2 separate regions of the Homo sapiens genome follow, and region 1 is linked to region 2. A link is an interaction called in ENCODE POLR2A ChIA-PET data of the cell type or tissue named here. Cell type or tissue: MCF 10A. All regions are shown on one strand. Links, peaks and the distances in the headings refer to the core of each region. The heading gives the core; the rest is flanking DNA.

Region 1 (5,376 bases), core at 298-5,297, 290 kb after region 2:
AGCGAGACTCTGTCTCAAAAAAAAAAAAAAAAAAAAACCTCCCAAATCTTTTCTTTTTTAGTCTAAAGAAGGATTGGATACTTCCCAGTTCCATTTCAGGGATTATAACAGACTAAACTGAAAACAAGTCAGCTACAAAATACCCGAACATTCTGGATGTAAAATTTAAAACATTCTTTTAGTTACGTTGCTGAGCTCTCAAAAAAGTAAAATTTGCAGGAACCAAAAATGATGTGGGAGTTTGAATCTATAGAGTGGTAAGGGGATTTTTAAGGTGGAAGCTATTTTAAGGGCCATTGCTGATCTCTAGACGTCTAGGACCCGATTCAAGGGACAAGAGACAAGACCTGAGCTTATGTAAAGAGGAATTAAGATACAGAACTTTCTATAGAGCTAAGAACCCTGAAGGTCCACTAGCTCAATGAAGGGGCCAACAATTTTTTTTTTTTTTTTTTTTTTTTGGATACGGAGTCTCACTCTGTCGCCCAGGCTGGAGTACAGTGGCGCGATCTCAGCTCACTGCAACCTCCGCTGCCTGGATTCAAGCGATTCTCATGCATCAGCCTCCTGAGTAGCTGGGATTACAGGCACCCACCACCACGCATAGCTAATTTTTTTGTATTTTTAGTAGAGACGGAGTTTCGCCACGTTGGTCAGGCTGGTCTCGAACTCCTGACCTTGGGTGATCTGCTCGCCTTGGCCTCCCAAAGTGCTAGGATTATAGGCGTGAGCCACCATGCCTGGCCAGGCCAACTATTTATAAAAAAGAAAAATGCTGCCCTACTAAAGGAGAGAAGGTGATTAGGAAACTTGCCTGCTTCAACCGTTGTTCCAGAGGGAAGAAGGAAAAAACCTCCTAAGAATTTATAACCACAGATGATTCTTCATGCAGACAGACTTCACATTCATGATTGTGTACATGATCCAGGACACTCAAACTGAAAAATCTACTTAAACTGGTCTTGTAGTCTTTATTGACTGTTTGTACCAAATTGACTCCAGGAGAAATGGAAAATCTAATTAGATCTATAACTCTTCAAGACATTGAAATTACAGCTTTAAATTTTACAATAAAGAATATTCTGGCCAGGCATGGTGGCTCACGCGTGTAATCCCACTGCACTCCGGCCTGGGCAATAGGGCAAGACTCCGTCTCAAAAAAACCAGAATATTCTAGGCTCAAATGGTATTACAGATGAGTCTACCAAACATTCAAGGAGCAATTAATTCCAATCTTAAATTCTTCAAATAATAATTAAAAAAAGGCTGGGTGCAGTGGCTCATGCCTGTAATTCCAGCACTTTGGGAGCCCGAGGTGGGTGGATCATGAGGTCAGGAGATCGAGACCCTCCTGGCTAACACGGTGAAACCCTATCGCTACTAAAAATACAAAAAATTATCTGGGTGTGGTGACACGCACCTGTAGTCCCAGCTACTTGGGAGGCTGAGGCAGGAGAATCGCTTGAACCTGGGAGGCAAAGGTTGCAGTGAGCCAAGGTTGCGCCACTGCACTCCAGCCTGGGCGACAGAGCAAGACTAAAAAAAAAAAAAAAAGAAAAAATTATGTATCAGAAAACCTACAACGCACACATTTAGTGGAGAAATGTGTGAAGCATTCCTTCTAAGGAATGAGACAAGGATGGCTGCTATTGTCACTTTGTTTTATTGGAGGCCTTAGGAACCACACAAGGAACTAAAGTTTTTGTTTTCTTTTGCAAATTGTATGACTGTTTATAGAAAATTCAACAAGACAGGTGTGGTGGCTCACACCTGTCATCCCAGCTCTTTGGGAAGACCAGGCAGGCAGATGGCTTGAACCCAAGAGTTCAAGACTAGCCTGGGCAACATGGCAAAACCCCATCTCTACAAAAAGTACAGAAAAATTAGTCAGGAGTGGTGGCACAGGCCTGTGGTCCCAGCTACTCAGAGGGCTGAGATAGGAGAATCATTGCTTGGGCCCAGGAGGTCGAGGCAGTGGTGAGCCATGATCACACCACTGCACTCCAGCCTGGGCAACAGCAAGTCCCTGCAAAGTTTATAGTCATATAGAATTAAGTAATTCAGCATGCTGCTTAATACTAGATCAATATGTGAAATAAATTACAATTCTTTATATCAGTAATAGATAAAAATGTAAAATTACCCTTTACAACAGCAACAGAAAATATGAAATGCTAGGGAATAATTCTAATAAAAAGAGGAGCTGACCAATGTGGAAAAGATAGAAAGCTTTACTGAAATACACTTAAAGACATAAGTAAATGGAGACATACTATTTTTATGAATAGGAAGACTCATAAAAATATCTGTTTTTTCAAAATCTACAAATTCCATGTAAGTCCAATGAAAATACTAACAGGCTTTTTCCTGGAACCTGATGGTTGAATAAACAATTTATATGGAAGAGTAAAGGAACAAGAAAAGTTAAAGTGATTTTTGATGGATAAGAAGAGCAGGAAGAATTGACATACAAATGGTGCAGGCTTATTAAAAACATCAGTGAACGAGGCAGTGTGGCACCAGCACAGGGATACACAAACAGATAAAGTAAAGGGAGGAGACTGGAGAACCCAGTAACAGCCCCCCACGTATGACAATATGTGACAGCAGTGACATCATAATCAGTAGGGGTGGGGTAAGGATGGACTAGTCAGTCAATGATGGTTATTTAAATAGAAAAAAGAATTGGATCTTTGACTAAAGAACAACAAAAACCCAAACAAAAAATCCAGGTGGATTAAAGACCTAAATATGAAAAGAAATACAGAAGAAAACAGATGTAGGGGAGGACTTCCTGAGTAAAACACAAAAAGCACAAAGTAAAAGGTAAAATATTATTTCAGGCTGGGCGTGGTGCTTCACGCCTGTAATCCCAGCACTTTGGGAGGCCGAGGCAGGTGGATCACCTGAAGTCAGAAGTTCAAGACTAGCCTGGCCAATATGGTGAAACCCCATCTCTACTAAAAATACAAAAATTAGCCGGGTGTGGTGGTGCATGCCTGTAATCCCAGACTTAGGCAGGAGAATCACTTGAACCTGGGAGACAGAGGTTGCAGTGAGCCAAGATTGCGCCATTGCACTCCAGCCTGGGCAACAAGAGTGAAATTCCGTTTCAGAAAAACAAAAAACAAAACCAAAAAAATTTTAATAAGTTAGAGATGCATACTTAAATATTTAGGAATAAAGTGATTTCTGAGGTTTGCTTCAAATGATCTTGTGGGGAGTGAGAGATATGAGTAGGGTATTATTGATAAAAGAGTAGCTCAGAGTTGGTAATTGTTGAAGCTAGCTGACAGGCACATAGGGATTCATCAAACTTCTTCCTTTCAGTATATGCTTGATTTTTTTTTTCATAAAAATGATGAAAAGGAAAAAAAATAACAATAGTTTACCAGTTTTCATCCACCAGATTAGCAAACATTTAAAAATATGATAACTCTGAACGTTAGCAAGAACATGAAAAAGTGGGAACTCTTAAACACAAATTGTAGGAACTTAAATTGGTACAGCCAATTTGGAAGAAACTGTGGCATCTTCTAGAAAAATAGTATGTATATTCTTTTTTTTTTTTTTTTTGAGATGGAGTCTCGCTCTGTCACCCAGGCTAGAGTGCAGTGGTGCGATATCTCAGCTCACTGCAACCTCTGCCTCCCAGGCTCAAGCAATTCTCCTGCCTCAGCCTCCCAAGTAGCTGGGATTACAGGCGTGCACCACCATGCCTGGCTAATTTTTGTATTTTTAGTAAAGACAGGGTTTCACTATGTTGGCCAGGCTGGTCTCAAACTCCTGGCCTCAAGTGATGCGCTCGCCTCGGCCTCCCAAAGTGTTAGGATTACAGGCATGAGCCACCACACCCAGCCCCAGCAGGATTTTCTAGGCTAAATCCTAGAAAATCTTGCTTGTGAAAATGTACAAAAAAGTTCAGAGGCTCATTGTTTTTAATAGCAAAAACCTAGGAACACCAAATACCCATTTGGAGAAGAATGTGTAACTAAATGGTGGCATATTTACATCGTGGGATGAAAGTGTATTATTAATAACTGGCATGTCATCCATCCGCATGGATAAATCTCACATTTGGTGAACAAGGAAAGGAATCTGCAGAATACAAACGCTGTAACGCTGTTTACATAAAATATAAAACCATGTAAAACTACACAGTATGCTGGTGGAGGTGCATACATATGTAGTAAATGTATAGAGAAAAGCTAAAAGCAAGAAGTTCAAAATTCAAAATGCTGGTTATTTCTGGTGGGGGAAGGGGAGACTGCAATTCAGGGCACAAAGGGACCACTATAAGGGATGATAAGGTTTTGCTTCTTAAACTGGGTGGTAGGCACATGAGTGGACATATTATTTGTTAATCCTTTTGTGCATAATAAAATAATTTTTTTTTCTTTTTTTTGAGATGGAGTCTCACTCTGTCACCCAGGCTGGAGTGCGGTGGTGCAATATCGGCTCACTGCAACTTCTGCCTCCCAGGTTCAAGCAATTCTCCTGCCTCAGCCTCCCGAGTAGCTGGGACTACAGGCCCACGCCACCACACCCAGCTAATTTTTGTATTTTTAGTAGAGATGGGGTTTCACCATGTTGGCCAGGATGGTCTTGATCTCTTGACCTTGTATTCTGCCCACCTCAGCCTCCCAAAGTACTAGGATTACAGGCATGAGCCACCATGCCTGGCCTTTTTTTTTTGAGACAGAGTCTCGCTCAGTTGCCCAGGCTCGAGTGCAGTGGCGTGATTTCAGCTCACTGCAATCTCCACCTCCCAGGTTCAAGCAATTCTCCTGCCTCAACCTCCCGAGTAGTTGAGACTACAGGCCCCCGCCACCACACCCAGCTGATTTTTTTTGTTTTTTTAGTAGAGACAGGGTTTCACCATATTGGCCAGGCTAGTCTTGAACTCCTGACCTCAGGTGATCCACCTGCCTCGGCCTCCCAAAGTGCTGAGATTACAGGTGTGAGCCATGGCGCCTGGCAAAATAGTTTATAATTTAAAAAATAAATTTTCTCTTTCTAGAACTAGAGATAGAAAAAATAATAAAAATTTTTTTCAGCAAAAGAGGGGTCATGATAGGGAGAAGTGAGAGGGGGGCACAAAAGTACACATTGGAGGAAATAATGAAATTCATTTCAGTTCAACAACAAACTTACTGAGAACAGATGAATGAAACCTTGCCTGTCCTATAAGGAATACAGTCATCTGCCAGAAGAAAAATGGTGATTCTTCCCAGTCCAAAGGTGAAGATGGTGACTGTGAAAGTATCAGCTTTAGCCAGACCACTGATGAAGCTCCCAGATGTCACAGCATCCATGGGCTTGTGATCTCAGGTGAAGGCATTGAACCCTGAGCCCTGGATTCCCATCTCTTCACTT
Region 2 (5,376 bases), core at 325-5,324:
TGCCTGGACCAGGAGCAGCACAGTTCCCGGACAAAGCTGGCCACAGTGCCCCCATCCAGGAAGAGTCAGTCATCCCCACACCCCACGCAGGTTGTAGCTTCTGTTCCCCTGCACGCAGACGCTGCCAACAGCCCAGACTCTTTCAGCTCTGGAGGGCTTGGAGGGCCCTTCATCTGCCATTGTGTTATTTGTTGTCCCTGTTCTCGTGATGAACAGAGGAGAAATATTGTCTCCAGCCAGAGCCGCAGGAGGCAGACACCTGGAGAGGCAGCGGCTCCAGGGCAGCAGTAATTGCTCTGATTGGAAGGCATTTCCTCAGGTTGCTGGAAGGGACCGGGAGAGGCAGCTAGTGTGCGGGTGCCCTGGGTTCCAGGAAAATCCTGGGGGCTTGCAGCCCCCTTGAAGAATGAGTGCCAGGCTTCACGGCCCAAATTGCTGTTCTCTCTTTCTCCCTGCAGCAAGCTCCCTGCTGGAGTGACTGATGCCCTCGTCTCCCCTGGTCCCCCCACCACCGCCACCTTCTTCCCACCTCAGCTCACTTGTTCTCAGGAGACAGAATTCCAGCCCTACTCATAAATCCATTCATTTGACGTATATTTCCTGAGCATGCCTCCTAACTGCCAAGCTGTGCTCTAGGTGCTTGGGATTTATCAGGGGATTAAACAGCTCCCTGCCCTTGTAGGCCTTACCTTTGAACCAGGGAAACAGATTCTAAACAAAAGCATAATAAATTGGTAAATTATATAGAATGTTACAGCATGTTCAATGCTATGGGGAAAATAGAGCAGTGGAGTGAGGAGGATTGGAGTGCCCAGGGCGCGTGCAAGGCTTAGGACTCCAAAGGGAAATTTTGGCAAGGACTCCTCCTCTCCTTCCCCTCCCTGCCTCAGGGCCCGCAGCAAGGCTCCACCCAAACCCCTCCAGGTCGCTATCCCAGGAAAGGGGAGTCCCCAATTCCTATTCCCACCCCTATCAGCCAGCATAGCCCTCCCAGGTAACTTGCATTTTGCAAAGCACTATTAACATGCAAAAAAATCCTATTTAAGCCTCTCTTCAAGGATACCTGTGGCTGAGTACACTTATTCCCATTTTGTGGATTAGGAAACTGGGGCTCAGAGAAGCTGAGTATCAAAGGGCAAGGCCACACAGCTCTAATAAGTGATAGAGCCAGACTTTGATCAGGACTTTGACTCCCCATCTGAGCTCTTGGCCAGTGTTACTCTCATGTCCCTGATCTCATTGTGTCCCACAATGATTCCATGAGCCGGGGAACAATAAAGCCCATTTTGCTGATGGGAAACTAAGACTAGAGAGTTTAAGTAACTTGCCTGAGGTCACACAGCTAGCAAACGGCAGATATAGGACTTGTCCCCAATCTACCTCATGGCCCAATGCTTTCCCCCGAGCCCTAGATCTGAGTCTTCCAGTCCACCTCTCCCTTCTTCCTAAAGCCTTCCAAAGACAGACCTCTGCCCCTCCCTGTACCAGGGCCCAGCTCTCCTTAGAGTCATTCATTCCTTGCATTCACTCACTCTCATGAAAACTAAAAAGAAGTGAAAAGATAGATGGCAATAAGAATTGTGTTCAACTATTTTACTTAAGTCATAATCATTCCTAATCTAAATTTGCTGGAATGTATTACACAACCTAATCATTCACATATATTGTACTGCGGTTTCAATTTAGTGAAAAGTAAAAGCCATTCAGAGACAGAAATATGTTAAATGAATATCTCCCAGATTACAGTCCTTCAGCGAGATAAAGTGCAGCCGGATTTTTATTTTGATTCAGGGATTGGTGCTGCGTGCTCCTCTTTCAGTTTGGGTGCATTTCTGGCTCCTCTTCCACATACAATGAAAGGCTGGGGGAGTCGAGAGCACAGTGAAGACTGCAGGCTACAGGGTTGGTGAGAGGGAAGCGCTGTGGGTTTGGGAATGTGATGGCTCCATGACCCACTGTTCCAGATTGGAAAGCTGCCCAGCCAGGGGTCTGCAAACTACTCCTGGCTTACCTCTCTGCCTCATGCCTCACAGCTTCCCCTGCAGCTCTGCTCCAGGCCAGACCAAACATGCCATCACCGGAGCAGAGTGTGTTCTTTCTGACCTCCCAGCCTTTGCACACGCTGCCTCCACAGCCTGGAACGCTCTGCAGCCCCCGTCTTCATCTCCCTGTCCCCTATTTGTCCTTCGGGTTTCAGCTTGGATGTCATGTCCCCAGTGGACATTTTCCAAGAACTGCCATGTCTGGTGAGTGGCTCTCCCTACACATCATCCCGGTGCTCTGGACTCTTCCACTGGAGCATCCATCACACTGCATCGTCGTTGCCTGTTTATTCATCTCTCCCACTGACTCCCAGCTCCCTGAGGCAGGGACTCTCTCTGGTTTACAGTTGTGCCCCCATGCTTAGCCATAGTAAGTGTTCAAAGGACGTTTATTGGCTGAATTCACCATCCCAAGCCTTCGAACAGTGACTTGCCCTTCTCCCAGTAATTTTAGGGCCCTTGCTGCATGCCTGCCTCAAGATCTCTCTACAAGCTGGGTCAGTTTTTATCCTCACCTGGATGGTTGGTTACCAAGGAGGCCCCAGCAGAACAGTGCCCAAGTGATGCAAAGCTGTGTCCCAGCTCCTGACCCAGTGCCTTCACGGTGCCACCTTGTATCCGCTACTTCAAAAGGGACAAGTGGCAGCACCCAAGTCCTCACAGGCCAGAGAAAGTGATGAGGCTTGATGTGGCGTTGTAAACATTGAATCTGAAGCCAAAAGACCCGAGTTCAACTCTGACTTCTGCTATGTATAATTTATGGCCCTGAACGAGTTACCTAATTAGTCTCACTGAGCCTCGGGTTTATAAAATGGAAAGTAACAACACCGATGCCTCTAACTGTTGTTAGGAAGAACTAATGACAAGCAGAAAGAGGGCGGGGTATGTGCTTAGAGGCAGCAGTGCTCCTGTGAGTAGAGAGGCCACGAGACCCTTCCCCCAGCTCGCGTTCAGTGAGAGGGTCTCAGCAAGACCGCTTCGTACTTGAAGGTAACTATCCAGTCCGAGCTGGATTACCTAATTACCTACTTACTCCTTCATGATTTAAACCAGGGAAACGGCAGCGCTAAACAATGTGATTTTTATTGATTTTAGCTCTATGTTCCTCATGAACAAGGACACATGAGGAGTGGCCGCTCTAATTCAAGGTCCTCAGGTGCCTTTTCTGGGCCAAATGCCTTGCTGTGTTTTCCCTAATGTGCGCTGTAATCTGAGCTCATTCCTCACCTCCCATCATCTGAATGCCGCCACGTCCGGGGAGGGATCCTGTGGCTGAGTAATGCGCTCCAATAGAGAGTTTGTTTTTAAAGAGAGGAAGTAAAGAGTAATGTTCCTGTTCCAAGCTGCTGAGGGAATTAGGAAGGCAGACGGCCATTACTCAGGCTGGAATCCTGCCAGGGCTTATGATATCATATTTATTTGCCAAGAAAAACATCTCCCTCCTCTGTCTCAGGCAGCACAGGGAAGCTGAAGCCCAACTCCAATCACGTTCCGTGCGGGAGCTTTAAGACACACAGATGGAACTTAACGAGAGCGACGGTCGTTTACATTGATGGAGTACCTTTTAGCTAGATGCCCCCCCAGAGTGTGACAAGCCTTCTGGACAGACGAACAGACACCGGCGTAGAGTGCTAGGCCCCGCATCCCTTTGTTCCCACGTTCCGCAGGAGGCTTCCCCCGGGGCCTCTGCCACTTGGCATGAGGGTGGAACCCTAAGCAGTTTTCCTATCCGGTCCGCTGCTTCCAAACTCTGTTAAGAAAGCAGGAGATGGGAGCGAAGCCTCTTGATAAAATTCCACAAACTATCCTGGTGAAGGTTAATTCCTGGCCGGGCGCGGTGGCTCATGCCTGTGATTCCAACACTTTGGGAGGCTGAGGCGGGCGGATCACACGAGGTCAGGAATTCGAGAGCAGCCTGGCCCGCAGGTTGAAAACCCATCTCTACTGAAAATACAAAATGTAGCCGGGCGTGGTGGTGAGTGCCAGTAATCCCAGCTACTGGGGAGGCTGTGGCAAAAGAATCACTTGAATCAGGGAGGCAGAGGTTGCAGTGAGCCGAGATCTCGCCATTGCACCATTGCACCCCAGCCTGGCTAACAGAGACTCTATCTCAAAAAAAAAAAAAAAAAAAAAAAAAAAGAGGCCGGGCGCGGTGGCTCACGCCTGTAATCCCAGCACTTTGGAAGGCCAAGGCTGACGGATCGCGAGGTCAGGAGATCGAGACCATCCTGGCTAACAAGATGAAACCCCGTCCCTACTAAAAATACAAAAAATTAGCCGGGCGTGGTGGCGGGCGCCTGTTAGTCCCAGCTGCTCCGGAGGCTGAGGCAGGAGAATGGCGTAAACCCGGGAGGCGGAGCTTGCAGTGAGCCGAGATTGCGCCACTGCACTCCAGCCTGGGCGACAGAGTGAGACTCTGTCTCAAAATAAAAAAAAAAAGAAAAGCAAAGAAAAAAGAAAAAGGTTACTTCCTTTATGATGCACTCCAGAGAGCTCTACAGATGAAGCCACAGTTGTCTGATATCTGGTATTATTGAGTTAAGTGCCCATCATTGGGGTTGTGGCCTGTTGACAGTGACCCATGTGTGGTAGTGGCATCTGGCCTGCAACTTCAAGGGTGTCACAGTGGGGAAGCTCTGCCCCAGATCTAAACGACACCCCACCTGCTTCACCTTCAGTCCAGTTAGACACCAGAGAGAAGCTGGTAGTGTCATTGGTGGTGTTACTCTGAGTGCCCTGGTACAGGAGGAGGAAAGTTAAGCCCACATGGGACATTGAGAAAGACCACCTTTGCTCCCCTCTGCCTGCCTTTGCAGCCAGGCTCGGTCATACCCACATGCCTGGGCTGAACTGAGGAGCATAGACAAAAATGAGTTTTCAGACTACTGGGGGCTTTGTATGGGGAAGAAAGGGGCCCATCCTAGAGTCCAGGAGAGTGAGGAGCTACAGTCAGAGAGGGCAAACCTTGACAAGTTCCAGGAGTAGGCAGAAGAGTGCATCCACAGGCGCTCGCCAGGCAATGGAGAGGTGTTGGAATAAGCTGTATAGGATCTAGATATGGCAGCAAAGAGATGGGAACGCCAACGCCCTAATTCCGGGGCACCAACTGTCCACACTGCCTGCAGACTGTGCTCCCAGGCTATGTTGATGTCTGTTTTCCTTCTCAAGCACGCAGCCCACGCCTGCAGAATTCATCGGGTGCCCTGGCTGCTGCCACTGCTCAAATTTTACTCACGAGGATGGCTTTGTGACGGATACATCATCTCATTTTCCTGGAAGTCCTGAGGGGCAGCCACCAGATTGTGCACGCTGAATGTCAGCTACGTTAAGCTAA

What was found. ChIA-PET counts read pairs that join two places held together with the same protein. Peaks named below come from ENCODE experiments on the same cell type or tissue, not always from the same donor. Only the 100,000 strongest peaks of a DNase experiment are listed, where the experiment ranks them.
Region 1: POLR2A ChIA-PET joins it to region 2 with 7 read pairs; 2 of 35 experiments call an interaction of 5 or more read pairs at or near these places.

What each region holds. Positions count from the first base shown.
Region 1 is chr11:126,294,418-126,299,793 of GRCh38, reverse strand. It overlaps TIRAP (TIR domain containing adaptor protein), which reads right to left. Exons shown (of 5, transcript NM_001318777.2): 5 at 4,861-5,376. TIRAP-AS1 (TIRAP antisense RNA 1) reads left to right here. Exons shown (of 2, transcript NR_187388.1): 2 at 5,200-5,376. Among named protein-coding and RNA genes, the nearest start is that of DCPS, 7.0 kb to the left of the region's middle. In MCF 10A, for the core only: no CTCF peak of the experiment used is centred there; no DNase peak of the experiment used is centred there.
Region 2 is chr11:126,584,026-126,589,401 of GRCh38, reverse strand. All of the region lies in intron 1 of KIRREL3 (kirre like nephrin family adhesion molecule 3), which reads left to right. The region is part of intron 1 of KIRREL3-AS1 (KIRREL3 antisense RNA 1); the gene reads right to left. Among named protein-coding and RNA genes, the nearest start is that of KIRREL3-AS1, 43 kb to the right of the region's middle. RefSeq lists enhancers at 1,512-2,230, 2,231-2,951, 2,952-3,671. In MCF 10A, for the core only: no CTCF peak of the experiment used is centred there; a DNase peak (open chromatin) is centred at 3,391.